Regions from separate parts of the Homo sapiens genome. Here region 1 is linked to region 2. The links are chromatin loops, found by intact Hi-C in ENCODE. Cell type or tissue: breast epithelium. All regions are shown on one strand. Links, peaks and the distances in the headings refer to the core of each region. The heading gives the core; the rest is flanking DNA. Region 1 overlaps RAB20 (RAB20, member RAS oncogene family). Region 2 overlaps NAXD (NAD(P)HX dehydratase).

Region 1 (16,008 bases), core at 3,118-11,117, 79 kb before region 2:
TGCTTTTGTTCTCTGTGCTTTCTGGAGTCACATAAAAAAGAATCATTAGCCAGACCAATACTGCAAAGCTTTTTTCTTATGTTTTCTTCTAATAGTTATAGTTTCAGGTCTTATGCTTGACTCTTTAATCAAATGTGGGTTATTTTTTTTTTTTTTTTTTTGAGACGGAGTCTCACTCTGTCACCCAGGCTGGAGTACAGTGGTGCGATCTCGGCTCACTGCAACCTCTGCCTCCCAGGTTCAACTGATTCTCCTGCCTTGGCCTCCTGAGTAGCAGGATTACAGGCACCTGCCACCACACCCGGCCAATTTTTGTATTTTTAGTAGAGATGTGGTTTCACCTTGTTGGCCAGGCTGGTCTCAAACTCCTCCTGACTTAAGCGATCCACCCACGTCAGCCTCCCAAAATGCTGGGATTACAGGCACCCAGCCTGATTTTTGTATATGGTGTGAGACAAGGGTCTGGTTTCGTTGTGCATATGGATATCCAGTTTCCCTGGTACCATTTATTGAAGAGGCTGTCCTTTCCCCCAAAGGTTCTTGGCATCTTTGTCAAAGATCAACTAACAGTAAACGTGTGGATTTGTTTCTGGGCACTCTACCCTGTTCCATTGGTCAATGTGTCTGTTTTCATGCTGAGGTCATGCTGTTTTGATTACTATAGCTTTGTAGCATATTTTGAAGTCAGGCAGTGTGATGCTTCCAGCTTTATTATTGCTCAAAATTGAGCAAGAATTTTGCTGGCTATTTTGGGTCTTCTGTGGTTCCACATAAATTTTAGAATTTTTTTCTATTTCTGTAAAAAATGCCATTGGAATTATGATAGTGATTGCATTGAATCTATGAGTGGGATTTTAAAGCAATTCTACCTTGACACATGTTAAAAAATAATTTTCCAAAAAGGGCAAAATCATGACTCTAATACAGATGTAAAAATAAAGACACGTTAAACTCATGCAATGAAGGAGCCAGACCTAGGTCATAACCAACTCAAAGAAGTCAAGGCACAGAGACGTGTGGCGCAGACAGACGGGAATACTGGAGCCTGTGGAGGGTGACATCTAGGAAGACACATGGAGAACCAGAGAGGAGTGCCACAGTGAGTGTGGAAACACAGGTAAAGCGCCTCACCGAGGGAAAGTGACGCACCACACACCCTCAAATCTCAAGTAGGTCTCTGATATGGTTTGGCTGTGTCTCCGTTCAAATCTCAACTTGAATTGTATCTCCCAGAATTCCCACGTGTTGTGGGAGGGACCCACAGGGAGGCAATTGAATCATGGGGGCATAGTCTTTCCCGTGCTACTCTTGTGGTAGTAAATAACTCTCATGAGATCTGATGGTTTTATCAGGGGTTTCTGCCTTTTGCCTCTTCCTCATTTTCTCTTGCCGCCACCATGTAAGAAGTGCCTTTTGCCTCCCACCATGATTCTGAGGTCTCCCCAGCCATGTGGAACTGTAAGTCCAATTAAACCTCTTTTTCTTCCCAGTCTCGGTTATGTCTTTATTAGCAGCATGAACACGGATTAACACAGTCTCCATTAAAAAATACCTAAGAGTGTAACTGGGTTGTTTGTAACGCAAGGGATAAATGTTTGAGGGATGGATACCCCATTTTCCACGATGCAATTATTATGCATTGCATGCCTATGTCAACACATTTCATGTACCCCATAAATATATACGCCTACTATGTACTCATAAAAATTTAAAAAGTATTAAATAAGTGTATTATGTCTCCCAAAATAGTGCCCATCCTAGCACCCCCTTCTCTTCCTCACAGCAAGTGTTAGAAATCGTATTGTGAATGCTCTTTGTCTGTGGTCGGTCTCCCCAACTGGACTGCGTATTCTGTCTACTGCCACTTGCCCACGCTTAGCAGAGCATCTGATTTATAGGCAGTCCTCCAAAAAGTGCTGAATAAATGAGCAAGTTCACACTCACTGAGTGTTCACTCTACACACATCAGGATATTAAAACTAGAAGGAGCTTGGAGATCCTTGTGCTGAGGTGGTGACTGAGGTGGACACATGGGCCCCCAGAGCTTGGGCAAGTCTAGAGAAGTGCATCAGTGCCACCTTGGGAAGATGATAAAATTCCTGCACTCCCCCTCAAAAAGAAGGAAATACAAAGCAACATATAAAAAGGGCACAATAGGAGTCTGTAAAATATGCCCTGTAATGTTAAGGACCTCTTTACAGTCCTTCGTTCTCTATTATTAAGCAATTAATGACTAGAGCCTTGCTGTGGGGGAAAATGCTGCATTTACTTCTGAGCTCTACATTCCTGTTTCATGATCTGACTCCACAGAAACACCGTGGATCCTGTAGTCTTCACCCAGAAGCCAGGACCAAGCATACAGCAAAGCAGATGAAAAGTCAATGTCCAACCAGAGCCATTCCAATCCATAATTCTGAAAGTGATTCCTTCACATAGCAGAGAAACCCCATGAGATAGGCACCAAAAAAAAAGCCTCAGCCATTTAATCCTTATCACCCTTTACAAAAGCTAAGGGAACCTATGATGTGCCAGGAGAAAGAAGATGACATTGCATTACTGAGAGTCGAGAACCATGCTGGGCTCCCTGCACATCTGTCATCTTATTTAAGCTTCATAACTGTCCCTGGAAATAAGGTTTATTACTACAGTTTTAAGAAGACATCACTGAGACTCAGAGACAGGATCATATCTTCATTTTGTTTTCTAAAAGTGTTCCAATTGATTCATCTAAAAAGAAAACCTGCTGATCCCAAATACAGCTGTGAGGGAAAGGTACAACCCTAAATTCACCTATTTGGGCAACATAAGTCATTTCAAGTTATGCCATGAGATGGTAGCGTCCCGAAAGGCAGTTCCAACCCACAAGGAAGCACAGTCACACATGAGTCTTCCATTTCTAAGTAGAAATGCCTCATTTTTTATTGATGCACTCAGCGGCTCTGCAGGCCACCCTTGGTCTGTGTGACAGGGCCACTAAGCGTGTGTCATGGCATGGTGCTGGGTGACACCCAGGCTCACAAATCTTAACTGACCTGGAGCATCTGTGAACAGTACAAGCTGAACTTCTGTTTTTTTTTGTTTTTTGGGTTTTTTGTTTGTTTGTTTGTTTGTTTGTTTGTTTTTGAGACAGGGTCTCACTCTGTTGCCCAGGCTGGAGTGCAGTGGTGCAGTCACAGCTCACTGCAGCTTCAAACTCCCAGACTCAAGTGATCCTCCCACCTCAGCCTCCCCAGTAGCTGAACCTACAGGTGTGCACCACCATGCCTGGCAATTTTTTTTCAATTCTTAGTAGAGACAGGGTCTCGCTATGTTGCCTTGGCTGGTACCTATCTTCTGACTTCAAGGGATCCTCCCGTCTGAGTCTCCCGAAGTGCTGGGATTACAGGCGTGAGTCACCACGCCTGGCCAAGCTGAACTTCTGTACCACAAACAATAGAAAGTGTTCCTCCTTCTCAAGGACTCATATGTCAGAAGCCTGGAATGCCGCCAGTCAAGGCCAGGAAGCTGACTGTTGCGCCAAATCACAGCGGTCTACACGGCGCCTCCTCTAACCAGACTGTCCTGAACTAGAGCAGCCAAGGTCAGGGAAGGGAACGGACCCCTGCCCCAAACACACTGAATCAGCTGGCTCTGCATAAATGAGAAAGCGCAGCTCAGACACGAGGCGCAACAAGCTTCCTATGTGAATGAAGTGCGCTTAATTCTACACGGGGAAAGCGTTAACAGGAATCTTAACACATTGATCTCGTTAGTGATGAGACAGGCCACAGGTTGAAACTGTTTTTCATTTACTATCGTTGGGTGCAGCAGGACTTTTCTAGTTCACAGGCACCCCATGCACGAAATAGAACGTAGCCCGATGTACATTTATTACCTTGTGTGAGTGAATGCATACTTGGAGCAATTCCTTTCCAGTTCCACTCTCACTTTAGGATCCAAGTCACTTCTACGAAGGACACAGCAGGCTGGTGAGATTAAGTGCATAAATCCTCGGACAGGTCTGCCCAGATCAGATCCCCACTCCACCACTCCTGGAAAATAACCTTGCTACCTGCTACGGTGCCAGAGAGGATTAAAGGAGCTAAAATGGGGAAGCGTTTTGCAGAGCCTCTGGCACATATTAAGTGTTGTGGAAGCATCGGCTATAATTTAAGGCCAAAGCTATAAGGCCAAAGTCTGTAGACTGGAACCTCAGTCTTGGGAAGCCTGCATGACCCCACAAGCTAATGCTAATCAGCCTACACAACAGTATTGCAAATAGGCCGTCCCATTTATTCTTTGTATCTAAACACTTACTTTAAAATATAGGTAAGCATTTCAGATATAACCTGGAGCAAAAAGTTTCCCATAGCAGGTATTCTATAACTGTGAAGCTACCACCAGAGCAACTCCTTATGCCGTCAAGGCTCTTAGTAATAAAATTGAGAATTTCCAAAATACAAATAGGAAACCTGGTCAACAGACTACAAAAATAAAAGACACTGTTATCCTCAAGGCAACTTCAGTTAGAATGCTACATCTTTTTGATCCAACAATTTTTCTTTTATGGATTAGAAAACACCATAATTCGGCCGGGCACGGTGGCTCACACCTGTCATTCCAGCACTTTGGGAGGCCCAGGTGGGCAGATCACTTGAGGTCATGAGTTCGAGACCAGCCTGGCCAACATGGTGAAACCCCAATTCTACAAAAAATACAAAAATTAGCCAGGTGTGGTGGTGTGCACCTGTAGTCCCAGCTTCTCGGGAGGCTGAGGCAGGAGAATTGCTTGAAGCTGGGAGGTGGAGGTTGCAGTGAGCCGAGATCACACCACTGTACTCCAGCCTGGGCAAGAGAATGAAACTGTCTCAAAAACAAAAATAAAAACAAAAAAAAACTCTTGTCATTCTGGAAATGTCCACAATTCAGTCTCACCTGCCTCCATCCTCATGAAGGCACCAGGGGAGCGCGGTGGGCTCACCTGATTTCTTGGTTAGGTCTGTTCTGTTCCTTTTTTATGCGGGGTCTGTCGGTGGGCACTGCTCCAATGTGAGGGGTCCAGGCTCCATCGTAGCCTCTTAACCAGCTCAGTGCCAGGAAGGGTGGACTTTGACAAAAACCCACCTCAAATCTGCACTCCCCAACCTGGAGTGCAACCTGTGGCAAGCTCCCTAGGCTCTCTGGGCCTCAGCTTCCTCATCTGCACCGAGAGGTGAGGATAACACCAAGCACACAAAGTGGATGCCGGAACAATGGACAATGCCAGAAGGCACTGAGTGTGATGTCTGGCACCCAGAAGCATGATAAATGCCTGCTGCTCTCACAGCCCAGGGCTCCAGCCAGGTAAGGGCTGGGTCCCTACAGAACCCAGAGGCCTGAACATGTGTGTGATGATTCCAAACTTCCCAGGCCAGTTTTTCATAGGACACTACCCTGACTTCCTTGCAGAACCCTAGCAGTAGGTAGCTGAGCTATTTCAGAGGCTTAAGACCAGTGTGCGGAGAGCGGTTAGGCCAGAGGGAGGAAAGACATCCGTTGCCATCAACATCTTGTGAGTCCACAAAACAAATCAGCAAATATTTACAAAATGCTTTGCTTGGAGCTACAAGCTTAGCTTGGTCTGTGTTAGAATATAAGCTACTAAAAGTTAAGTGTGTTGATTTGTATCAGCTTGGGTTAAGCAGGAAGGAATATTTCAGACAAAAGCTGAATTCTTGAATGCAGATTCATTTTGCCTGTGCCCTTTGGCATTTCCGAATTTCTAGCTTCTTCAGCCCTGAATCTGGAATCCAGGGAACTCACCACTGTGTCTTTTCATCCACGGTTCCTAGCTCATGATTCTTACAGCCATTGTTACAATCTATTGTTATAATGTTGGGTGCCTTAGGCCTCAGGAACAAAATCTTTCTCTCTGACCTTCTCCTGTCCTCCTTTCACCTGGCCCAGGCCGGACTCTAATCTGATTGTGGGTCATTAGACCCTCCTTCCAGAGAGGGTCCTGCCCCATACCCTAGAGGAAGGAATGCTGCAGAGAGGCCTGGGGAATCTGAACAGACAGGCCTTGCTGGGCTTAGACTGCACCCTTTTTATCCAATCACACTTTTTTAAATTTTTTTTTTTTTTAATTGAGATGGAGTCTTGCTCTGTTGCCCGGGCTGGAGTGCAGTGGCACAATCTCAGCTCACTGCAACCTCTGCCGCCTCCTGGGTTCGAACGACCCTCTTGCCTTAGCTTCCTGAGTAGCTGGGACTACAGGCACGCGCCACCAAGCGCAGCTAATTTTTGTATTTTTAGTAGAGACAGAGTCTCGCCATGTTGGCCGGGCTGGTCTTGAACTTCTGCCCTCAAGTGATCTACCCTCCTCGGCCTCCCACACTGCTGGGATGACAGGCCTGAGCCACCACACCCGGCCTTTCCAATCACATTTTGACATGATGCCCATGCCTCAACCACAGACAACCAATGAAGTCTCCATAAGAAGCCCAGAAAACAGGGTTCAGGGAGCTCCCAGAAAGCCGAGCACATGGAGGCCAACAGGAAGGTGAAGAAGAACTCACCCCCATGCCACAAGGGCACCCCAACTCTGTGGCACCCCAACTCCATGGACCCCAACTCTGTGGCACCCCAATTCCGTGGCACCCCTTCCAGACCTTGCTCCATGTGTCTCTTCATGCGGTTGTTCATTTGTATCCTTTGCAATATCCTGTCTAATAACTAGTAAACAAACATAAGCAACCGTTTCCCAGCAAATTAATTGAACCCAAAGAGGGGGTCGTGGGAACCCCCACCTGAAGCCGGTGGATCAGAAATTCCAGATGCCTGGAATTGCAACTAGGGGGAAGGAAGGGGTGGTCTTGTGAGACTGAGCCCTCACCCTGTGGTATGAGACGCTACCTCCGGGTAGATAGTGGCAGAATTAAACTGGAGGACACCCAGCTGGTATCCACTGCTCGCTGTGTGGGAAAAACCCTACACCTTTGCTCACAGGAGTTTCCTGTGTCAATGATGGCTGTGGCGCTGTGAGAGCAGAGGAAAAACTCGGGTTTAGAGTTTTTTCCTGAAACACATTCCCGAGGTATCTAGTGGATCTGCCTTCTCCTTGCCACCTTCCAGAGTCTTATGTTTGCTTTTAAGATAAAATCCAAGGTTTTGGGCTGTAATTAGAGGGAAGAGTAGGGGAAAATACATCTTTTCCAACTTCCCAGAAACACAGTCCTGGTATGTTAGTCTTTTTAATAGATTTGCAATGATATTGAACTCAAAAGAAATCAAGAGCTACTAAAGAAGTTTTTTAGGATACCATATAATTAATGTCCCAGACCCACAGTTCCCTACCACGCACACAATGGCCTATTGTATCACAGCACTCAGGACAATGATATTTCCACACTAATTTTATCATTCAGGGTCAATACATCGCTAAGAAAATGAAACTGCTAATGTCAGTCTGTGAATTTTCCCCACTGCTTTCAAAAGTTTCCTTCAGCAAAAACTTAGTTTCAAAAATATCACAGAGCAAAACATTACATTCTATGGAAAACTCCAAGTGAGTAAAACCCAAGGAGTTTATAAATCCAAGGAAAGAAAAAGAGATCAGAAAAACAGACAACCAGCAGTATGTACTATGGGGTGCAAGGTCACTTTGTAGCAGTTTGGTGGAAGGAGGAATTCTTCCCTCTGCTACAAAGACCAAGAAATGCTTCACTGAAAGATGGGATAAAATTCAAGCTGGGCATGGCCAGAGACGCTGTAAGCACCTGTGAGAACCGAGCAAAGACAGGGCACACAGGACGAACTGCAAATCGTACATCAGGGCTCAAGTGCCAGCAGGCAGATAAGAGGAGTGATAAGCTGGGGAGTGCTGGAGGGGCTCTGAGCAGGGAAGGTGACCAGATCCAGGAGGCCTGGCAGAAAGACCCCTCAGTGAGGTGCAGAAGAGACAGCACCAGGGAAGCCAGGGTTGAAACGAAGCTGGAACCTGCCTGGGCCAGCGTTCGCGGCCAGCTGGACCATGGAACTCTGTCGTCGCAGTGATGAATCCATTATCCTAAGAATCAACAGCTGTTTAGGCGTGTGTGTTTGTACGTGTGTGTATGTTTGTACAAAATTTATTTTTCTTGGAGAGGGATGTTATATGAAGTCTCAATACAGAAAGAAGGGCAATTTGATCTGGCATCATAAATTTTCAGCCAGGCATGGTAGCTCATGCCTGTAATCTCGGCACTTGAAGAGAACAAGCAGGGACGATATCTTGAGCCCAGGAGTTCAAGACCAGCCTGGGCAACATACTGAGACCCCTGTCTCTACAAAAAAAAAAAAAAAATACAAAAATTAGCTGGGTGTGGTGGTGCTGTAGTCCCAGCTGAGAGGTGGGAGGACTGCTTGAGCCCACGAGGTCAAAGCTGCAGTGAGCCAAGATCACAGCATTGCATTCTAGTCTGGGTGACAGAAGACGACCCTGTCTCAAAAAATAAATAAATAAATAAGACGGGCGCGGTAGCTCACGCCTGTAATCCCAACACTTTGGGAGGCCACGGTGGGTGGATTGCTTGAGGTCAGGAGTTCAAGACTCGCCTGACCAACATGGTGAAACCCTGTCTCTACTAAAAATACAAAAATTAGCCGGGCATGGTGGTGGGCACCCATAATCCCAGCTACTCGGGAAGCTGAGGCAGGAGAATCACTTGAACCCAGGAGGCAGAGGTTGCAGTGAGCCGAGATCGTGCCAGTGCACTCCAGCCTGGGCAACAGAGTGAGACTCTGTCTCAAAAAAAAAAAAAAATTAAAAATAAATAAATAGGGCCAGGCGCAGTGGCTCACGCCTGTAATCCCAGCACTTTGGGAGGCTGAGGCGGGTGGATCACAAGGTCAGGAGATCGAGACCATCCTGGCTAATATAGTGAAACCCCGTCTCTACTAAAAATACAAAAAATTAGCTGGGCGCGGTGGCGGGCGCCTGTAGTCCCAGCTACTCAGGAGGCTGAGGCAGGAGAATGGCGTGAACCCAGGAGGCGGAGCTTGCAGTGAGCCAAGACCATGCCACTGCACTCCAGCCTGGGGGACAGAGTGAGACTCCATCTCAAATAAATAAATAAATAAATAAATAAATAAATAAATAAATAAAAATTTCTATTTCTCCAGAGAGCTTAAAGATAACAAAGCATGAAATTGTCTCCCAAAGGCATTCAGTGTGACTCAGGTGCTCGTTAACAAACACAGTTGACCTTAATTAAGTTTCTCCTGAACCACAGTGCACTAAAGAGCCTGCAAGGTCCCCTGGCACCCCAGGATTCCCAGGCGCCACTCCAGGAGGCTGTGGGCCGAGCCTCCCAGCGCACACTGCTCGCAAGCGGCCACTGTGCTCTGCAATCTCCGAGTATAATGTCGCTTTGTCCACTCCTGCTGAGGCCAGGACAACCAATTAATTCTCTTTCCCCCATCTTAATACCCACATTCATATTCAGGCCACTGTTGCTGGTCAATAAAGCAGAGGGACTCTACAAATGAGGCCTTGCACCCAGAAGGCACCTGTTCGAAGTCCTCAGTAGAGGTGACCATGTGGACCCACATGTGCCTGGGGTTTTGCAGGTTGACCTTCCAGATACAAACCTTAACTGGCATTTCTTCCAAGATCTTTTGTTCAGTAGGAGCTGGTGTTCATCTTAAATCCACCCTCACTCCACTCTAGCTCAGTACACACACACAGTAGAAACTTGAGAGCTGCTTGTTGAGTTGAACTGAATCTTGGTGTCCTACAACTGCTGAATATTAAACCTTTTTAGAAGCGTCTATACCTATGGGAACAGACTTTTAGAGAAGCATTGTCTCCTTTACACAACCCAACCAGGGATCAGCAAATGTTTTCCGCAAAGGGCCAGATAGTAAATATGTTTGGCTTTCGGTGCTGTCTGGTCTCTGTTGCAATGACTCAACTCTGCCATTACAAGGTGAAAGCAGCCATAGACAATGCATTTAAGTGCATGCATGTGCATGTGGCTGTGCCAATAAAACTTTATTTACAACAACCAGCAGCAGGCCTGCGTCAGGCCCCAGATCTGTAGAAAGACCATGTGATTGACCAAATGGTCTCCAGTCACACAAACACTAATTGTCAGGCTGAGGGTCACCATATTAAGGCCTCAAAAACCACTCAGAAGCCTCTCCCGACTGAGGCTAAAATAGAAACTAATGTAATAGGAAAGCCAGCTAAAATCTGACTCCTGGCTGGGCGCAGTGGCTCATGCCTGTAATGCCAGCACTTTGGGAGGCCAAGGTAGGAAGATCACTTTAGCCCAGGAGTTCAAGGCCAGCTTGGGCAATGTAGCAAGACCCCGTCTCTACAAAAACAAAAATTGTTTTTTTAAATAAGGGTGCACACCTGTGGTCCCAGCTACTCAGGAGGCTGAGGTGGGAGGATTGCTTGAGCCTGGGAGTTTGAAGTTACAGTGAGCTGTGGTTACCCCACTGCACTCCAGCCTGGACAACAGACCAAGACCTTGTCTCAAAAAAATTAAATAATTATATAAATAAATAAAATCCCCCTGGCTCCACGTGTTTTGCAGGCTGTGCATTCACTTTTGCACCAATCTCTCAAGGCTTTTAAAAAATGTGCAGTCCTCACACAAGTCAAAAGTGCCGAATGTCAGCCAGCCATGGGGTCCCTGCCAAAGAGAGCTGCTCTCCAGGCCCACCCACAGCATCATCACAATTCCAACCTGAAGCAGCAACACATATGACACAGCCTCCACCCCATTCCGTTAGGAGCAGCTGTCATGTGGCTGGGGGCTGAGGTTTGTGTGTGGACTGGAAGGAGAGAGGTGGGGGCTCGCGGTCCTCTGAGCTGAACTCTCCCTCTCATTCGGCACCTTCACCCACAAGCCACCTTTGTCCTTCACAAAAGCCACCTGGGCTCTGCCTCAGACAGACAGCAGTTCACAGCATGCAGGCCAATCTCTTAGCTAACTTCACGGGAACGAGCACTTACATTCTCCCTCCTCCAGGCCCAAGATTTCATAACCAGAAACTCCAGCATCCTCTCCTGGGCTGCACTGCAGTTGTTCAGGTAAAGAGAAAGCTCTTAAACCAATTGCTCAGAATCTTGCCTGGGGCTTAGGAAAGAGCCTGCATGAGCGAAGCAGCATCTTCATTTGCTGCAGAGCCCAGCCTGGGTTCACAGCACCTCTGAGGCCAGAGAGGGCCTGGAGAACCTGAGATCCTAAACCCATCACGAGCCTTTCCTTGAAAAATCCTTGCATTTCGGCTTGGGAGGGAGGGACCTGATCCACTGAGAAACCCGTACTCTAGGTCCTGAGCCAAGCAGCATCCAGACCTTGGGTTCCCAAGGGCAGGAAGACCAAGCTGTGAAGCTGAGCGGCCCTGGCACCGTGTCAGGGAGCGACTGTGGGAGCCGCCTCCCCTCTGTAAGATGCTGCTTCCCAGTCTGTAGGACGGCAACGTTGACGCCTCCCAGGAGGAGCCTTGTGAAAAGGATGTAGCCCGGGAGTATGGAGCCTGCACAGAGCCTGGCACGTGGCAGGGACCCACATACAGTGGCAATTACTGTAAGTGTTGGAAGCACGAGTTTCGGAGGCAGCCCGTCCTGTTACACACAGGCCACACCTGCTCTCCCACCACAAACCTCCAACTACTCTAACGCGCCGGAATAGAACTCAAATGAGGCTTGAATTCCTCTTCCACGTGACAACCTTCCAACACTCAAAAACTTCCTGGGACTGGGGCTCCAGTCCTCTCCATTCCACACCACAGAGTCCCCCATTTTCTCAGTCCTGCCTTTTGTCACACAGATTCCAGGGCCATTGCACCCTGATCCCTTCTCAGGTGGCTCAGCCATCAGCATCCTCTAAAGAGGCCAGAGGCTGGGCCCATCTCTCTTCCACATCTTTGCCGTCCACCCGTCCTTGGGTTCTGGCACCAAGAACATTGGGGTCTGCAAGGCTCATGCCAAAGCTCAGACTTCTAGTTGAGACAGACAGAGGAACTGTTTCCTCGCAGCTTGGGCAGAGGACGCCACGGAAGCGCAAACGTGAATCAGCCTGTGCCTTCTGCGGGTGAAACCAGTCATCAGCCGGCCCCCTGCTCGACTCCAAACAGCAAAGGAAGAAATTCAATATGGCCAGGTCTCCCAGGTTGCTGAGCCCTTGGGTGGCAGATGGCGACTTTTATTCTCACTCTTTACCACGGCCACCGCGAGTGCCCCCAGCCTTCCCTCCTCTCGCCGTGGCCTCCCCATTTATTAGAGACTTGTTTGCTAGGGGCCCAGCTGAGCCTCCCTCCTCCCTTTGTAACATGCCTGCTGGTGTAACCTCAGTGACAGGCACCCAAGGCCAGGAGACAATGTTTGTTTAGCAAAACTCACATGGTACTTCCTCATTCTGGCCACTGTTCTGAGAACCTTGCCAGTGTTAACTGGCTGACTCCTAACAAAGCTCAGACAGGTGCCCCTTTCTTCCCTTATTACACAGGAGGAGCCTGATGCAAAAGGAGGTGACACAGCCACAGCCACAGCTGTGGTCGGCAGATGCCCTGATCTCCAGAACCTGTGCCCTCATCACATGGGTGAGGGACGCTGAGCCTGCCAGTCAACCACCCTGAAAACAAGGGCCAGGATGGATCCCACAAAATCACAGGGGTCCTTTAAACCCTTAGAAGAGGGAAGCAGAGGGGCTGGTTCAGAGGGATGCTGTGTAGGACAGACCTGACCTGACTGCCTTTTCGGAGAGAGGATAAAACCAGGAAATCAGGCAGGCTCCAGAAGCTAGGAAAGTCTAAGAAACAGGTTCCTCCCTTCAGCCTCCAGAAAGGAATGCAATCCTGCAAGCTTTGACTTTAGCCCAGTGAGAGACTCATTTGGGACTTCTGACCTCCAGACTACTTAAAGACAATATATCTATGGTTTTAATTTTTATTTATTTATTCATTTGAGACAGGGTCTTACTCTGTTGCCCAGGCTGGAGTGCAGTGGTATGATCATGGCTCACTGCAGCCTCAACCTCCCAGGCTCAAGAAATCCTCTTACCTCAGCCTCCCAAGTAGCTGGGACTACAGGTGCGCACCACTACACCTGGCTAACTTCTTTATTCTTTGTAGAAACCGTCTCCCTGTGTTGCCCAGGCTGGTCTTGAACTCCTAGGTTCAGGTGATCCTTTCACTTCAGCCTCCTAAAATGCTGGGATTACAGGCAGGAGCTACCATGCCCAGCAAATTTGTGTTGTTTTAAGTAACTAATTTGTTATAGCAGCAATAGGAAACTGACACAGACTTTGGAACTGGGAGCAGAGAGAGGCTGTCACGAATATGGAAGTGGCTTTAGAACTGGGCAATGGCAGATCTGGGAGGATCTGAGGATCATGAGAGGGCAGCCCGGATTGGCCTAAACAGATGGTTGGCAGGAAGGTGCACATGAACAGCCCTGCTGGTGAGGAATCAGAAGGAAGCGAGAAGCATAGCAGAGAAAACCTGCATCCTCGTAGTGAACACCTCCACCAGAAGGAGCCAATTACAGGTGGAAGCCTGGGGTCTGAATGAGGACTGTGTTATCAGAAGCTGGAGGAGGGAGGATGTGGTGCCAGAGAGCTCAGCTGAGTCGTGCCCCACAGCTGTGAGGGAAGCATCACTGTGTGATGAAGTTGGATATGTAGCTGAGGAGATTTCCAAGCAAAGTGTTGAAGGTGTGGATTTTTCTTGCTGTTTATATTAAGATGAGGAAGAACAGATAGGATGAGGGAAGAATTGTCGAACAAAGAGGAGCAGGACTTGGTGATGTGGGAAGTCCTCAGTCAGGCAGATTGCTGGGAGGCTCACACTAGGAGGCCCACCATCCGGAACGCCTGTGCTGGAGAGGAGGCCCTGGTGTGGCCACATAACCTTCTGCTGGTGCCTCAGAAGGACCCAAAGGCCAGAGGACTCTCAAGAGACCAAGATGTCTCATCTTTGCGGTGGCCACTATTCTGTCTGTCACAGCCTGGCTTCAGGCTCCCACAGACGTGCATCCATTCCACATGCAAAATGCACTCACTCTCTCCAACACCCAGTCCCCAGAGACGCAGCTGGAGCTGGATGCCGGCACAGGGAAGTGGCGCAAGTCTGGGCTCCCCGCCGCCTTCCAAGCTGGCTCTTCAAGGGCCAGGTGCTGGGGATGCAAACGTGAGTCAGGTAATGCCCCTGCTCCCCCCGCCTCCCGGCCGCCAGGCCACGGCCTTTAGAAGGGAAGGAAAACAAATGTGGAGAGCATTCTGTCTCCAGGGCTCTGGGGACCAGGTCTGTGCTGGGCACACCAGCCGCTTTCTCATCAGCCTGTCGTATTTTCTTCAGAGCAACGATCAGATGTGAAGCTGTACCATTCACTTCTTGCCTGCCTTTCCCCCTCCTCTGGAATCCAGGGCCTGCGGGGCAGCGGCCAGCCGGCCTGCTCACTGCTGTAGAACGAGGGCCCAAACAGTGCCCGGCACCGGGGAGCCTCAGTTTATATTTGCCAACAACAGGCAACACCACTTTAGGCTGTCCTGAGCAACCGGGCAACACAGAGGAGCACAGCAGTACGTCTTCTAGGGCTCTGCCTCCTCGCTGGGCAACCTCCTTTTGCTTCCTGGATGTACCCACCCATGCACAGCAACCACTCCACATCTGTGTGCCCAATTAGACAAGGGCTGGGAGTGGCAAGTGCCCCCTAAAAGGGCATAATGAGACAAGGTGAGTTGGAGTTGGATGAACCAAGGTCTAAATCCCACTTAACTTCTGCTGTCTTCCCACTTTTTTTTTTTTTTTTTTTTGAGACAGAGTCTTACTCTTGTCACCCAGGCTGGAGTGCAATGGCGCAATCTTGGCTCACTGCAACCTCCGCCTCCAGGGTTCAAGCGATTCTCCTGCCACAGCCTCCCAAGTAGCTAGGATTACAGGCGCCAGCCACCACACCCAGCTAATTTTTGTATTTTTAGTAGACACGGGTTCACCACATTAACCAGGCTGGTCTTGAACTCCTGACCTTAGGTGATCTGCCCGCCTCACCCTCCTAAAGTGCTGGGATTACAGGCATGAGCCACCGCGCAGCCCTGTCTTCCCATCTGTTTTTTTTTTTTTTTTTTTTTTTGAGACAGAGTCTCGCTCTGTCACCGGGTTGGAGTGCAGTGGCACAATCTTGGCTCACTGCAACCTCTGCCTCCTGGTTCAAGCGATTCTCCTGCCTCAGCCTCCCGAGTAGCTGGGACTACAGGTGTGCGCCACCACGCCCTGCTAACTTTTGTATGTTTAGTAGAGATGGGGTTTCACCATGTTAGCCAGGATGGTCTTGATCTCTTGACCTCGTGATCCACCCACCTCAGCCTCCCAAAGTGCTGGGATTACAGGCATGAGCCACCACGCCTGGCCCCATCTTTAACATGCAAATAATCACACCTCCCTCTGGAGGACTGTTGTGTCAATGGAATAGGGTAATGTACTTCTGCCCTGCCAACTCTCTTCCCCCTCTTCAGCTCCATCCACTGCCTGCCTTGCAGGCTACAAGCAGCCAGGCATTGGGTGTACACTGACCCCCATGCAATCGTTTTTACTATTAAACATCCTGTCGCCCTCTGCACACCTGCACCCCCACCCCAGCCCACCCTGCCTTGTGTGGCTAAAAGCAACTTTCAAAATGGTTCCTCCTCCGGCTGGTCCTTACCATTCTGCCTCGGTTATGACAATTACAACAAAAACAACTTGAAAAGCAATGTCTGTGGGGTGGAGAGAAAGTTTAGGAGCTCAGCAAAAGAAGGAAAAGAACAGGGTCCCCTAAATGTTAAATTCTGAATTTCCAACAATTATAGAAAAGGTATCTGTTCCTACCTCTCTTTTCCCTTCAAGTACCCGGTCAGGCCACAGGCCACCGAGGAGGCAGGCAAGGGTGCCCTGTGTCCCTGCCAACTCTGGGCAAGGGCCGCCTGAGTGTGTACACAGGAAGTCAGGAATGTGGAGAAGGGGCCTGGCCACTCTCTGTTCTGAGGAGCTCTAGTAATTCACCCTTAGGATCTTTCG
Region 2 (16,008 bases), core at 3,211-11,210:
GGAGCCCTGACTGAATTACTCCCTCATGTGTGTCAGTGTTAAGTTTTGTCGTAGTGGGGAAATGAGCCTGTTTTTTCCACTTTCTGCTTTTCTGTATTTAACTGGACTTCATACCACAAGCATGTTTTTTGTATTTAGGATAGAAACACTCAGCAACCTCTTGGTTTACTTTGTCAATTTAAAGATGTTACTGAAAGTCATTTATGAAATTTGACAAATCCCTAGCTTGCTTCTGTTCTGTTTTGCTGCTGTGTTTGGTACGTAGCTGTTTGTAAGTTGTCCTTGGGTGTGAAGGATACCTTCTGCCTCTGACGGAAAGCCTGCCGTGGCTCCTCTGTTTCTGCTTGCTTTCTGTTTGCATGGATGTGGTATCTCTCTTTGCCCATCCCTCCATTTGCAGCTGTTGATCGTGCCATAGGGTGTGTTAGAGTTGTTACTGGATCAGGTATGTGTGCATTTTACATGCTGGTGACGCTGCCGAATTGTCCCCCCATTGCGTTAGTGTGTGTTGCCTCCCAAGAGCACCTGTTCCCTGCAGCCCTTGGAGGACAACCTTTGCTAGTGAAGTCGACAAGCTTTCTTGTTGTTTTAATGCATTTCTCTTATTAGTGAGGCTTGTTTTCACATGATGGAAGAGTGTGTGCATGTATGTTGCCTGTTCTGTACTGTCTTTTGCATTTACAACGCTATTGACACCGCTTTGCAGGAGAAGGCCATGTAAGGTGATGGGTATCAGCATTTGCCCAGGTCTCTCTTTCTTGGGTTAGCAAAACATTTCACTGCTCGGAATGGACATAAAGGTTGCATTTGCCCATCTGACGGAGGGCAGGGCTCTTCCTTTCTGTGCCTGAAGTGCCCTTAGACCTGGAGAGCCAGGGATTCCAGAACAGCCAGGCGGAAGCAGCTGGGTGGTGGGTGCCGTTTCTTGTTTGTCCCAGGTGGCCCCCATCTGGCCTCTGCTGACTGTGACTCTTGGAGGACGGGGTCTGCCCACTCTGGGACCCTGTCCATGCCCGACTGCTCCGAACATGTGGTTGTCACTTTCTTCTCTCCAGGCAGAAGCCTGCGGTCAGCTCCTTACCTTGAACATTCACATTGCAGGGAGACTGCAGGCATTACTGCCAGAGATTCACTCTCCTGAAATGCATGAAGGTTTTATGTAAAAGATCGACATTTCTGGCTGGGCGCGGTGGCTCATGCCCGTCATCTTAGCATTTTGAGAGGCCGAGGCGGGCGGATCACCTGAGGTTGGGAGTTTGAGACCAGCCTGACCAACATGCAGAAACCCTGTCCCTACTAAAACTACAAAATTAGCCGGGTGTGGTGGCGCATGCCTGTAATCCCAGCTACTCAGGAGGCTGAGGCAGGAGAATCGCTTGAACCCAGGAGGCGGAGGTTGCAATGAGCCAAGATCGTGCCATTGCACTCCAGCCTGGGCAACAAGAGTGAAACTCTGTCTCAAAAAAAAAAAAAAAAAAGACATTTCTAGTCGAACCTGGTTCATGTTCATTGAACATTTGCTGAGCATCTTTTAGGTGTTGGGTTTGTGCTGTGTGCTTCATGTCTCTGTTATTTATTGATAAACCATGTCTATATTATTTATGTCTATTTTTTATTGATAACCTATTTATTGATCAAGGTATGCTTACCTTATTCTCAGAAGTTTTTGACTCTAAATACCTTCTTTTTAGGTACACTGGAGCCCCATATTTTGCAGCAATCTCAGCTCTCAAAGTGGTATGTTTACTTAAAATTTCTTTATTGGGATTTTTCTGGTAGAGAGTTTGATTATTTAAATATGATTAAAGCAAATGTTTTCTGATAGAAATCTAAATAATATCTTAGGGTAATCATAGCTAATAGAAACACCGTTAAGTCTATCCTGACATCTGTGCATAAACAAGATCACTTCAGTTGAAGCTCATTTTTTTTTGAGACAGAGTTTCGCTCTTTTTGCCCAGGCTGGAGTGCAATGGCGGGATCTCGGCTCACAGCAACCTCCGCCGCCTGGGTTCAAGCGATTCTCCTGCCTCAGCCTCCCGAGTAGCTGGGATTACAGGCACCTGCCACCACGCCTGGCTAATTTTGTTTGTATTTTTAGTAGAGTCAGGTTTTCTCTCTGTTGGTCAGGCTGGTCTCGAACTCCTGACCTCACGTGATCCATGCGCCTCGGCCTCCCGAAGTGCTGGGATTACAGGCGTGAGCCACTGCACCTGGCCTCAATTGAAGCCCATTTTTAAAACCTAAAGCGTGATTTGTATTGTACTCCACCAAAGTGCACCTGGGATGCCTTTGTAGGTCGCAGCTGAAGCCGCTGATCCTGCAGTTTCCCATGAGCTGAGCAAGTGCTAACGGCCGGCCTCTTCCTGTGACCCTTCCTCCTGGAGGGTGACCAGACCGAGCTGGGCCGTGCTGGTGTGTGTGGCTCTGACCCTGCCTCTGCAGTGGCGGCAAAAGTCTTTCTTTTTAGGTATTGTGCTCTGCGCCCTGGCCCTTTGCTAAGCCACCTGGCTGGGTGTAATCCGAGCTAGTACGTTTCTCATGCACGTCACCAGGGCTGAGTAATGAGCGCTGGACGCCTGTGTCTGGCGGGTGGGCAGCGATGCCGGAGCGATCCCTGAGTCGGCCTCTTGTGCTCCTTCATCAGGGCGCAGACTTGTCCCACGTGTTCTGTGCCAGTGCGGCCGCACCTGTGATTAAGGCCTACAGCCCGGAGCTGATCGTCCACCCAGTTCTGTGAGTCGCTCTGCGCCGGCTTCTCGTAGGTTCTCTTTCCCTCCTGCATCATTTGGGGTTTTGGCACTGACACCGAAAGCGTCCTGATGGATTTTCCATCCTCAGAGTTTCTCAGCAGGTGCTGTAGAGGAAGTAGGGAAATGAAGGAGCCCGTTCTTCTGGGGTCAGAATAAGACAGAGACGGCGGGGTGGAGAGGTGGGTGGGGGAGCTTGGGCCTGTTGGAAATGGCCGGGGCCCAGCTCCAGAGGCAGGGAGGCCCTGTGGGCTGTGTGTGACAGGTTTGCAGAAGGTGGAAACGAAGGGCCTCTGAGCAATAACAAGACCCTTCCTGCACTCGGCACATATGTCTGGTGCCAGGCCCTAGCCTGTGTTCCATGGGTCAGCGTGGAACTGGGCAGGCAAAAACCTGCCCCCGTGGGGCTCCCCCAGACCGCCTATGCTATAGAGCTTGCTGTGTGGAGGTGTTCTCTCTGCCGTCCAGGATTGTGGCCACTGAGGGCTTGAAATGTGGCTGGGAGGTGCGGGAGCAGAGCGTTTGCTCTTGTTTACTTTTCATTGTGTGTGTTTGCACCGACTGGATTGGGCTGTGCTGCTCTGGAGACAAGGGAGAGGAGGATGTCAGGTGGTGAAGGAACCGTAGAGAGCGGCAGCAGGGAGGGGGCTGTGAGAGTGGGCAGAGGGGCAGTTGGGGCGGCAGCACAGTGTGATGACGCCTGGGTCGAGCCCGGCCTCTCCACACCAGAGAGGAGCCGGCGCGGAGCTCCAGGTGCGGTGCTGTGATGTGTCGGGTGACCAAGAGGTGCAGGGCTGGGCCCCACAGGGTGTGGGGCTGCTGTCAGGGCTGTGGCTCTGGCCCTGAGTAAGCAGGGCAGGGCCAGTGTGGGTCATAAAGGCTCCTACGCGGCTGTGGGGCTGGGCCGGAGGCTGTGGTAAGGACCTGTGGGAGGGAAGGGTGCAGTCAGATGGTGAGAGGGGCCGGATTCTGGGTATGTTTGGAAAGTTTGGGGGTGGAATTTGCCGACAGATTGGATTGGAAAAGGCAAGGGGCACAGACTCCACCAAGGGTTTTGGTCTGAGCGAGTGGTCACTCCATGTGGTGGAAACGGGCTTGGGTGGGATGAAGATGAGGCGTTGGGTGTAGGGCGCAGTTTGGCTGCCAGTTAGACATCCAAGGGACGTGGCTAGAGGGCATTGGACAGTGGGGACACGGGCTTGGGAGTCATGCACATGTGGACGGTGCTTAAAGCTGGAAGACGAGGGAGTAAGAGGCGGAGGGGGGCTGGGGTTGGGGGCAGGGGGGACTTGGCACTCAGATGCTGGGAGCACGGGCTGGGGAGGAGGCAGCAGGGGCCTCCAGGAGTCAGTGAAGCCGCTGTTTCCAGACAGCTCCAGAAGGGCCTGTGTGTGCGACTCTGGGTCAGTTGGAGATGAGGCCTGAGAACAGTTGGTGCATCTCACAGTGCGGGGTGACCCTGACAAGGGAGCTTGTCGGGGAGGAAAGGGGACAGAAGCCTTAACAGTGGGCTCTAGGAGAGGTCACACCGAACAGGAAGGAGTTCTGAAAAAGCAAACCCCTGCCCTGTTCTGAATGAGAAACTGCAGCAGGGTCAGTGCGTTGTGTGGGGCCTGGTCTATAAGCACACAAAGTAGGCTTTACAGCCACACATGTATGTGATGGAAACAAACGGGCTAACTTTAGAGGGCAAAGATGATTTTGAAAATAGCCATCGTTCTTTTTCTAACTTGTCGTAACTGTTGAAAGCTAGGCATGTAAATCTGGGCATTAAAAGAGAGATCAGGGAGAGGCAATGGCCACATGCAGTGTGGGGCCTGGTTTGGGTCCTGACATGGGAAGAGGACATCAAGAGGAAATGGGAAATTTGGAAAATGCTGTGGTTTAATGAATAGTATTAACCAATGTGAACTTGGTCATGCTGATCCGGAATGTGGGTGTGTGAGGCGTTAACCTCGGGGAGGCTAGGCGAAGGGTACATGGGAGCCTTCTGTACTGATTAAATAATAAATCTAAATTACAGAAATTATTTAAAAGTCATTACTATTTATAAGTTATTTTTTCAAAATAAAATGTAAACAAATACATGACAGTAAGTAAATGAGGAATTGTGGGTAACCATCCTGGCCTTCCTTTCCTTCTTTAGTGACAGCCCCAATGCTGTTCATGAGGTGGAGAAGTGGCTGCCCCGGCTGCATGCTCTTGTCGTAGGACCTGGCTTGGGTAGAGATGATGCGCTTCTCAGAAATGTCCAGGTAATGTGTATACTCACTCACTTCCCTCATGACAGGCTTAGCCTTAGGCGTGAAGTTGGAACAGAGGCATTTCTCTTGCATTTTGTGTAGTGTTCCGTGTGCCTCTTTGTGGCATGATTGAGATAAGATTTGAGGGACGGAGGAGAAACTGAGTGCAAAGGTGGGGAGGAACTGTGCTGAGATGTGCTTCTCTCCGGGCCCGACTGTTTTCTCATGGAGCAGCTGCAGGAGGTGTGTGTGTGGAGTTGCTCAGTTGTTTTATGTCTGATGTGAGGAGAGGGTGAGCAGGACTGAGGAGGTGACAGAGGTTTGGGGTCAGGCCTGGGTGTATCTCCCAGGCCACCCCCTTCTTGCTGGGGGATCCTGGGGTTCCCTCAGCCTCCTGGGCCGTTGTTCCCACACAGCCCTGGCGCCATGCTCTGCTGACATCAGGCTGTGAGGTGACACGGGCCTGCTTGTCCGTGCCCACATGCATATGCGCATGGACTCTCATTTATGCTGGTATTTCTTTCTTAAAGTTCATCTTATGCCCACCTAAATCCAAAAGATGAAAGTTATTCTGATCACTTTGTGCCTGCTGTAAATAAATACCACCTGGGATCAGGGGCGATAAAAAGATGGGGATGGCTGCCAGCTCTGTGTTCCCTGCGTCCTCTGACGCTCCCTGGGCTGGTGTGTCTCTGCTGGGGGTTGTGCTCCTGTGGGGCTGCCCTCTGAGACCCTTTCTCAAGTTCCGGGGGACCCCTGTTAGAGCTCCTGGGGGAAGACACAGTGTGCCAGATGGCTTGGTGCCACAGGGTGCTCACATGTGCAAGGCGTGGTGACTGCATGGGGATCAGAGGCCGGGCATTAGTGAGGGACTACGCTTGAAGCCCTTAGAAGGTGCCTGGCCATTTTGTGTTCCCCAGATCAGCAGTCACCCTGAAAATGCCAGCCATCTGCATGGCACTCTGTTGGGTGCTTAGTTAATGGAGGGGTCTCTGAGGCTGCGGGGCTTGAAGGCGGCGAGTGATGGAGCCAGCAGTGCAGGATGAGTCATCTGAGGGGCAGGCAGACGCAGGCTGACACTGCACAGACCAGGAAAAGCGGCGTGGAGTCAGCACGGGAGCCCGTCTTTGAGCTTTAAGGTCTTACCCGCTCACCGGGAAGGAGGAGGTGGCCATGTTTAGGAGCAGTAGAACCCTCTGTCATCCCCGGGGAGAGGCTCTCAATGGGGAGTCCCATCTGCAGGCTGCGGGTCTGCGGTGCACGGCTGCTGCTTCCTGTCCAGCTCTGCATCCTGGGGGTGCGGATGAATTAGAGGTGAACGAGCCAGAGTGCTCTGCTTCAGGTTATTTTCTTTGTGAATTTAAGTTCACAATTTAAAAACTGGTATCTTAAAAAACCACTGTACTGCGTGGAAGTGTGAAAGGTGGGAAGTGAGGGTGTGCGTCGCTGCCCCTGCAGCCCAGACTCTGGACCTTGCATTCTGGTTCCTGTACACTGTTGCCGTGGTCTTGAGAGCCCTCAGGTCATCTAGCGTGGGCTGCCGCCTCCTCGTCAGCTTCCAGCTCGTGTCTGGTGCGGAGCAGAGGCTTCCTACTTCGTCGACGTTCCTGAATGAGGTCATCATCTGGTGTAGGCCTGAAAACAACCCGATTAGGTAGATTCCTATTCATAGCCCCATTCTTCTGATGACAGATTGAGTCCTGGCAAGGATTCAAGACGCCCGTGGGATCTGGTAGCAAAGAAACTGCAGAGATGGTTTTTTAAAAACGACTTTATTTAGATGATTTACCTACCATACCCCTCACCCATTTAAAGTGAACTATGCGGTGGCTTCAAGTATATTCATAGTTGTGCAACCATCACCATGATCAACCTTAGAATATGTTTATTGCCTCCAGAAGCAGCCCATCCCCGTTAGCATCTGCTCCCTGTTCCCCAGTCTCCCCAGTTCCTGGCAGCCACTCAGCTAGTATGCTTTCTGTCTCTCTGGATTCGCCTGTTCAGGACATTTCATATGAATGGAATTATGCAACGTGTGCTATTTAGTGATTAGTTATGTCACTCTGCATAATTTTATATTTAGAGTTACCTGTGTTGTAGCATGTATCAGTATTCCATTCCTTTTTATATCTAATATTTCACTGTATGCATACACCACCTTTGGTTTATCTGTTGATTAATTTATGGAAAATTGGTTTCCACTTTTTGTGTGGATGTGTTTTCACTCTCCTGGGTGTTAAGTGTTTCACATTTTGAGGCCCTGCCACTGTTTCCCATAGCGGCTGCACTATTTTCCATTCCCTCTAGCAGTGTGCGAGGGCTCTGATTCTCCACATCGTTCCCAGCACTTGTTACTGTTGTTGTCTACTTAGCAGCCACTCTAGTGGGCGTGGAGCGACCTCACTGTGGTTTGGTTTGCGTTTTCCTGGCAGCTGATGCTGTTGAGCATCTTTGCATGTGCTCATTGGCTGTTTGGGTATCTTTTTTTTTGTTTTTGTTTTGTTTTGTTTTTGAGACATATTCTCACTCTGTCACCCAGGCTGGAGTATAATGGCGTGATCTTGGCTCACTGCAATCTCCACCTCCTGGGTTTAAGTGATTCCTTTGCCTTGGCCTCCAAGTAGCTTGGACTACAGGCGCCCACCATCACACCCAGCTAATTTTTGTATTTTTAGTAGAGATGGGGTTTCACCATGTTGGCCAGGCTGGTCTCGAACTCCTGACCTTAGGTATCCGCCCGCCTCAGCCTCCCAAAGTGCTGGGGTTACAGGCGTGAGCTACCATGCCTGGCCTCTTTGGGTATCTTCTTTGGAGAAGTGTCTATTCATACCCTTTCCCCACTTTGAAAACTGTTTTTTGCCTTTTTTTTATTGACTTTTAGGAGTTCTTCATATACGTTCTAGACACAGGTTCCTTATCAGAGAGACGATTTGCCGATATCCTCTCATTCTGTAGGTTGTCTTTTCACTTCGATGGTTTTGTTTACAGCACAGTTTTTAATTTTGAAGTCCAATTTAGCTGTTTTTTCTTTTGTCCCTTGTGCTGTTGGTGTCTTATCTCAGAAGCTTCTGCCTAACCCAAGGTTTACTCCTACATGTTAAGAGCCTTATTGTTTTGGTTGTTACTTTAGCTCTGCGGTGCATGTCGAGCTGATGCTGGTGTGGTAGGAGGAGGCTCCAGCGTCAGTCTTTTGCTTGTGGGTGTCCAGCTGTTGCAGCACCATGTGCTGGAGAGACTCCTTTTTCCTCCCAACTTGTCATCCTCCCTGACAATCCGTTGACCCTAAATGTGAAGGCTTATTTCTGGACTGTTGTTTCTGTTTTGTTGATCTGTACAGCTGTCCTGCAACTGCCCGGTCTTGACTGCTGTGGCTGTGTAGGAAGCCTTGACGTCGAAAGCCCGAGTCCTCCAAATTCGCTCTTTTTAAGGTTGTTTTGGCTCTCCTGGGTCCCATGCATTCCAGTTTTGGATCAGCTTGCTGATTTGTGGAATAGGCAGCCGCAACTTTGGTAGGGATGATGTTGAAACTGAAGATCAGTTGGGGGAATGTCTAACAACATTAAGTCTTCTGGTTCCTGGGCTGGCTTTGAACCCACGTTGTCTGAATCTGGAGCGCAGGCTCTTGACCAATGCACCTGTCCTCACACTGTGCTCTTTGCACACTCGTTAACAGTGTGTCCTGGAGACTTTTTCATGGAAGGATATGTGGATACTCATTATTTTTAACAGCCACATCAGAATTTATGGATCTACTACAGTGTATTTAGTTCATTTACACTGTTTTCAGCTTTTTCTTCATGTTAACATCAGTGGTGTCCTGAATCTATGTGTTTTGTGCACTCTTTTGGGTGAAGTTCCATTGCTGAATCAGAGTAAGGACGTTTAAATTTTTGAGAGATGCCCCCAGATTTCTCCCTAGTGTACCAAGGTTTGCTTTCCCATGGGTGGGGACACCCTTCTGCGCTGGGTGCTCTGATGCTGCAAACCTTTCTAGGAGACCCATGTAACATTGCATTTTCCAGGGTTTGAATATTCACTTTTGAGTACTATTTGCAAATACATTAAAAGAAAACACAGAAACAGATGAAAATGTCAGATTGTTGCCAAATACTGCAACATGAAATCAGAAACTGATCTAAAATCTGAATTAGCAAAAGCCTGCCAGTTTTAACAGTAAAGCCAAACTCAGGGCAAGCAGACAAAGAATTTTTATTGTTAATAAAGGGAATAATAAACTTCCATGAAGTCTCAGGTACCTGCCTCCCTGGAAGGGGCTTCAGGACACACTGCTAATGCTCGGACCAGTGTCAGAGCCAAATACACACTTTCCTATGGCTGGAATGTGCGTCATAAACAGGCTGAAATGAGCACTTTGTTAGGCGAGCAGCTAATGCTTTGTCAGCTTTCAAATTTCATTTAATATACACGGCTTTAGTTTTCAATACTTTAAATTATTCTTAGCATGTATTTTTATGTCCAGAATTGGTGGGTTCTTGGTCTCACTGACTTCAAGAATGAAGCCGTGGACCCTCGCGGTGAGTGTTACAGCTCTTAAGGTGGCGCGTCTGGAGTCTGTTCCTTCTGATGTTCAGATGTGTTCGGAGTTTCTTCCTTCTGGTGGGTTCGTGGTCTCTGTCTCAGGAGTGAGGCTACAGACCTTCGCGGTGAGTGTTACAGCTCTTAAGGCAGCGCGTCTGGAGTTGTTCGTTCCTCCCGGTGGGCTCGTGGTCTCGCTGGCTTCAGGAGTGAAGCTGCAGATCTTCGCGGTGACTGTTACAGCTCATAAAAGCAGTGTGGACCCAAAGAGTGAGCAGTAGCAAGATTTATTGCAAAGAGCGAAAGAACAAAGTTTCCACAGCGTGGAAGGGGACCCGAGCGGGTTACCAATGCTGGCTCGGGCAGCCTGCTTTTATTCTCTTATCCGGCCCCGCCCACATCCTGCTGATTGGTAGAGCCGAGTGGCCTGTTTTGTCAGGGCACTGATTGGTGTGTTTACAATCCCTGAGCTAGACACAAAGGTTCTCCACGTCCCCATCAGATTAGTTAGATACAGAGTTTCGACACACAGGTTCTCCAAGGCCCCACCAGAGCATCTAGATACAGAGTGTCGATAGGTGCACTCACAAACCCTGAGTTAGACACAGAGTGCTGATTGGTGTATTTACAAACCTTGAGCTAGATACAGAGTGCCGATTGGTGTATTTACAATCCCTGACCTAGACATAAAGGTTCTCCAAGGCCCCACCAGAGCAGCTAGATACAGAGTGTCGATTGGTGCATTCACAAACCCTGAGCTAAACACAGGGTGCTGATTGGTGCACTCACAAACCCTGAGCTAGACACAGGGTGCTGATTGGTGTGTTTACAATCCCTGAGCTAGATATAAAGACTCTCCACATCCCCACCAGACTCAGGAGCCCAGCTGGCTTCACCCAGTGGATCCCGCACCAGGGCTGCAGGTGGAGCTGCCTGCCAGTCCTGCGCCGTGCGTTCGCATTCCTCAGCCCTTGGGTGGTCGATGGGACTGGGTGCCGTGGAGCAGGGGGTGGTGCTCGTCGGGGAGGCTCGGGCCGCACAGGAGCCCATGGAGGGGGTGGGAGGCTCAGGCATGGCGGGCTGCAGGTCCCGAGCCCTGCCCGGCGGGAAGGCAGCTAAGGCCCGGTGAGAAATTGAGCACAGTGCCGGTGGGCTGGCACTGCTGCAGGACCCAGTACACCCTCTGCAGCCGCTGGCCCGGGTGCTAAGTCCCTCATTGCCCCGGGCCAGCAGGGCTGGCCGGCTGCTCCGAGTGCGGGGCCCGCCAAGCCCACGCCCACCCGGAACTCCAGCTGGCCCGCAAGCGCTGCAGGCAGCCCCAGTTCCCGCTCGCGCCTCTCCCTCCACACCTCCCTGCAAGCTGAGGGAGTGGGCTCCAGCCTTGGCCAGCCCAGAAAGGGGCTCCCACAGTGCAGTGGTGGGCTGAAGGGCTCCTCAAATGCCGCCAAAGTGGGAGCCCAGGCAGAGGAGGTGCTGAGAGCAAGCGAGGGCTCTGAGGACTGCCAGCATGCTGTCACCTCTCATTTTGTTTAATGTTTTCTATTTTAATGTTTTGTATTATCAGGTGTCTGTCAAGTCAGGATCACTTTACATGCTACTGCAGTGTATAATCTTGTCACAATGTATTGGCTCATAATAATAAAAACCACCAAATATTACATATATGTGTGTGTATCTATACATGTAGTTTTTTTTTTTTAATAGAAAACCTTTGAAACCTTCACTGTAATCCTATCAGGGAAAAATGATTCCCTGTTTATTATTGTTGTTATTTTAAAACGTGTAAGTAAAGTGATATGAAAAATACATAATGACTAATGATTTGGGGAATTCTCAGGAATTCAGATTTCCTGCCTCCGAATGCTGCGTATTAGTATCTGTTGGAGAACTGGATGCCCTTGCTGGGGCGGGGGCTGTCTTCATGGGTTAGCCTAGGAGCCCAGCTGTTGTTCATAGCGTTTCCAGTGGGCTTCGCCTTTCAGAGTTCCCAGTGTCCTGCCTTGTTTACGGGCTCTGCGAGTTCATTGGGTCTTTCTGCTTCTCTATTTTATTCATTTACTTGATTATTTTCCATTTATTGTTTGATGGCCTGATGTTGCATTTTATTAAGAGTCTGCTCAATTTTCTGTCACTCTTGGGAAAAGTGTCTTAGTCGGTTTTGCGCTGCTGTAGCCGTACCACAGACTGGGTAATTGATAATGAACAGGCGTTTACTGGCTCACAGTTCTGAAGGTGGATGTCCAACATCAAGGTGCCGGCATCTGGCGAGGGCAGAAGGGCAGGAGAGAGACCCTTATGCCTCTTTTAAAGGTCATTAAACCAACCCATGAGGACACTGCCACATCACCTTTTAAAGGCCCCACCTCCCAGGACCCTTCCCTTGGCAATTAAGTTTCACCATGAGTTTTGAGAAGACACATACCCACACCATAGCAGCAGGCATGGTGCTCAGTCTGGTTTTCTCTTCTGGCAGGGCATTTTGGAAGTGTCAAAGGCCAGGGACATCCCTGTTGTCATCGACGCGGTGAGTTGACTTCTCTCCTCCTGGCTCGGACTCCCGGAAGGCCTGTGCAGTGAGCACGGCTCCTTGTTCTGTGCAGGATGGCCTGTGGCTGGTCGCTCAGCAGCCGGCCCTCATCCATGGCTACCGGAAGGCTGTGCTCACTCCCAACCACGTGGAGTTCAGCAGACTGTATGACGCTGTGGTGAGTCAGTGGACCCCCTGGAGGGTAGATGCAAGCCCTGTTCGTCCTGAAGAGGGTGAAGGACGAGCTCCATGCTTCTGCCCAGCCTGTCCCTGTGGACACACCTGCAAGTAATCGCTGTGCCTCTCCCAGCGGATGGCGCGTCTTCCCATTAATGCGCTTGGATTGGATGAACGATGGTGTAGTGGGCTTGGGACAGGCAGGGACTCGGGTCAGTCAGCCCCTCCTGCAGTGCACTCTGGACAGGTCACTTTGTCTGTGTCCTGAGTGCCTCATCTGTAATGTGATGATGGCATCAGCTTCACGGGGTTGTGAGGATGAGATGAGGAAACCTATGTAAAGCCGTGAGTCCCCACATGGTAAGTGTCCCATCAATGTTAGTGCCCAGTACGACTGGAATTTGTATTACTCCTGCAAAGCTCTCAGAACCCAGTCTTGGGTGGTCCTCCTTCAGCCTGCTCTGATGAGGTAGAGGATGGGCACTGGAGCAGGCACCGTGTCAGCACCTGCTCGGAGGACTCACTGCAGGTGATATCCTGGGCATCCTCCCACCTACATGGCCTTTAACAGGTGCCTGGGTGATCCCTTTAGACACGAGAGCATGAGTCTCATGGCGGATGGGACAGGGCTATCTGTCGTCGTGTGTCTGAGGAAGACTTTGCTTTTTCTCTGTCTTCCTGTGTTGTCATAGCTCAGAGGCCCTATGGACAGCGATGACAGCCATGGATCTGTGCTAAGACTCAGCCAAGCCCTGGGCAACGTGACGGTGGTCCAGAAAGGAGAGCGCGACATCCTCTCCAACGGCCAGCAGGGTGAGTGGCGGCTGCCCTCTGTGCATGGGCCAGTGCCAGGTCAGTCAGCATGGCCACACCGAGCATGAGCCCTGGAAGACCTCTCCCGTGCACACCCGTGTTCACACACATTCACACAGGGATTCCTGATGAGCTCGTCAACCACACTTTCTTCAGAGTCCATGTTTTGACTTTTCACTGTTTTGCCAGGGGAGGTGACAGTGGTGAGGGCAGGCTTTCGAGCCGTGGGCCTTACCCGTTGGTTGAATTCCCTTGCCTCAGTTATGAGAAGCAGTCTGGCGGGAGGGTGCCTGCAACAGCAGGGCACAGTGCAGGGTCCCGCGTCTCCAGCTGCCACCTTCATCTCACCTGTGGCATCCACCATCCATGCAGTTATTTGGGTATTTTATTGCATTTCATTCTCTTTTATCAAAATGACTGGAAAGTGCAGAAAGCCCCGAAGCTGATGCTGGTAGTGGAATCTCAGGCACTGAGTGTGGCGAGTCTCAACTGGCCACTCCCACGGAGCCTGGGGAGGCTTCAGCAAGAGCCAAGTGAGAGCAGGGCAGAGGCCGGGCCCAGCGCCAGCGAGGCATCTGGGGAGCCGTGCCCTTGTTAGCGCTGAAAATGGAAGCCCCTCCATTCAGGCCTGGACAGATGATGGGCAGCGAATGTGCTCACCTGCTGAGCTGTGGGGCTGGACTAGGTACCAAAATCAGGGTAGAACACTGAGGCGTCTGTGGGCGGGTGTGTGCACATCCACACTTGTACACTCACATTCACATGCACATATGTGCACACGCATGCAATTCATACACATGCACAGTTGTGCTCACAGCCTCGCACGCCCTTGCACACTCGCACTTATACACATGCATGGTCATGCTCACAGCCTCGCACACGCCCTCGCACACTCATCCACACACAGCTGTGCACAAGGAACACAGAGCAGATGTTCTCAGAGGGACTCTGACACCTTTGAGATGAGGGTTTTTTAATCACTGGAAGGCTCTCTTGGGTCTAACAGGTTCAGAGAATGTAACACCTGGTTTTCAAAACATTTTTCAAAGAAATAGAGAATTCCCATACACAGGCATACGTGACGTTATGAGGCCGGTGGAGGCCTCGCTCGGTGTTGCCCTGTATGGTTGAGCTGTGGTTTAAGGTGAACTCTGGAGTGTGGGCTGCAGGTGAGGGCTCCGTCCCTGGGAGCTGGTGGGAGGAGCTGGAGGCTGGCGCCGCCCTGCTCAGAGCTGCCTGCTTGGGCTCGTCTGAGGCGGTTCCGAGCTGCAGGTGTCTCCACCAACCTGCTGTGCTACACAGCGGGGTCTGGGGCAGCCTCACCACTGCGTGTCTTGGTTTCCTCTTCTGTAAAACAGAGGCTGCCTCCAACCCTTGGAACAAACAGGGAAGAGCCGTAGCAGGCAGGATGTGAGTGGAGCCTCAGGCTGCTCCTGGAGGGTGTGGCTCTGCCTGCCGTGCGGCCTTCCACACCCGTGGCTACTGTCACATTCACACACATGGCCATGCTGACACCTGCTCTCACTTCTGCCCTGTGCAGTGCTTGTGTGCAGCCAGGAAGGCAGCAGCCGCAGGTGTGGAGGGCAAGGGGACCTCCTGTCGGGCTCCCTGGGCGTCCTGGTACACTGGGCGCTCCTTGCTGGACCACAGAAAACAAATGGGTAAGGCCACGTCTTCATTTATTCTACTTTGAAACCGTCTGATTTTTCTAAGCTGTTTCAGTAGCTCATGCGTTGAATAAGTAGCCCTGGAAACACTGACAATGAACTCTAGGCTTCACTGGAGAGATCTCGGCACAGACGAACCCTCTTGGCAGAAGCTTCCACCCCACACTTGGGCCTGGGCCTGTCCATCATTCACTGTGGATGGGGCCTGGGGCAGGGGTGGTCTTCAGAGCTCTCCAGAGAGTTCCGAGGTGCAACCAAGGCCCAGCAGCACGCTGTTCTGGGAAGTTGAGTGGTTTATTCTGTGTAACACAGAATACTAAGATAGAAAACAGACAGGGTCAAGGCTTACTTAGACACTTGTTCTTAAAGATGTGAATTTTCTTTAAGAGACAGCAGAATTCTAGGACCAGGGCCCTTGGCCCAGTTCTGTAGTCAGAGAACTTTATGAATGCAAGCAGTTCCCATACCTCTAAGCATCTCCATTTCTCTTCTGTGAGCCCATCAAGGTGGTGGCTGCAGGTGCTAGGTGTGGCAGACCCGGGCTTCTGGAGGGTGGGCAGGGCTGTCATCCAGTGGCCTCATGTGTCCTCATTGCCGGGATGGCAGAGTCTGGGACCATCCCCCAAACTAGGTGTGTCCACATGAATTTGAGAGCCGAGGAGGTAGGGGTGTGGGCAGGAGTCTTACTGTTCATTCTGCTGTGTTCACTCGAGTTGCCTCCACCCCTCCCCCAGGAGATGGAGCCCTGGTAGCAGGAATCCCCATTCTCAGACCTCAGATGCCCTCTGCACCTGGGCACTGAGAGCACAGTCAAACAGGGCTAAGCAGCTTGTGCCGCCTGGCTTTCCCCGGGAACACCTGGCCCACTGTGTGCCCTAGCCCTGGACCTGTCTCCGAGTACATAGACGTTTCCTGTGTGCCTCCTGCCAGGGAGTAGTGGAGGGTTAATGGTGGTTTTCGCTGTGATAAACCTGCTTTCTCCTCAGGGGCATATCAGACTTGAAATTGACAATTTGGGGTCCTGAGATTGAAACAGGAGTCAAAACCAGAGCCCAGGGTAGCTGCGGCCCCCGGACCACGACGCCCACTTCCCCACACCTCCTGCTGTCCCCCTCTCCGCAGGTCCAGCCCTCTCCTGGTGGCCGCGTTTGGCGCCTGCTCTCTCACCAGGCAGTGCAACCACCAAGCCTTCCAGAAGCACGGTCGCTCCACCACCACCTCCGACATGATCGCCGAGGTGGGGGCCGCCTTCAGCAAGCTCTTTGAAACCTGAGCCCGCGCAGACCAGAAGTAAA

Evidence for each region. Peaks named below come from ENCODE experiments on the same cell type or tissue, not always from the same donor. Only the 100,000 strongest peaks of a DNase experiment are listed, where the experiment ranks them.
Region 1: a loop joins it to region 2, with 16 times the contacts of the local background. A loop is called at or near these places in 13 of 110 quality-filtered maps.

The regions. Positions count from the first base shown.
Region 1 is chr13:110,543,633-110,559,640 of GRCh38, forward strand. All of the region lies in intron 1 of RAB20 (RAB20, member RAS oncogene family), which reads right to left. Among named protein-coding and RNA genes, the nearest start is that of RAB20, 10 kb to the right of the region's middle. RefSeq lists enhancers at 13,762-14,285, 14,286-14,808. In breast epithelium, for the core only: no CTCF peak of the experiment used is centred there; a DNase peak (open chromatin) is centred at 3,469; H3K27ac peaks cover 1,444 bases.
Region 2 is chr13:110,622,543-110,638,550 of GRCh38, forward strand. NAXD (NAD(P)HX dehydratase) reads left to right here. Exons shown (of 10, transcript NM_001242882.2): 3 at 1,692-1,737; 4 at 2,648-2,736; 5 at 4,897-5,005; 6 at 12,003-12,053; 7 at 12,130-12,234; 8 at 12,926-13,046; 9 at 14,587-14,707; 10 at 15,836-16,008. The coding sequence ends at 15,986. Among named protein-coding and RNA genes, the nearest start is that of NAXD-AS1, 14 kb to the left of the region's middle. RefSeq lists enhancers at 10,024-10,686, 11,681-12,510, 12,511-13,339, 14,170-14,998. In breast epithelium, for the core only: no CTCF peak of the experiment used is centred there; no DNase peak of the experiment used is centred there; H3K4me3 peaks cover 401 bases; H3K27ac peaks cover 2,388 bases.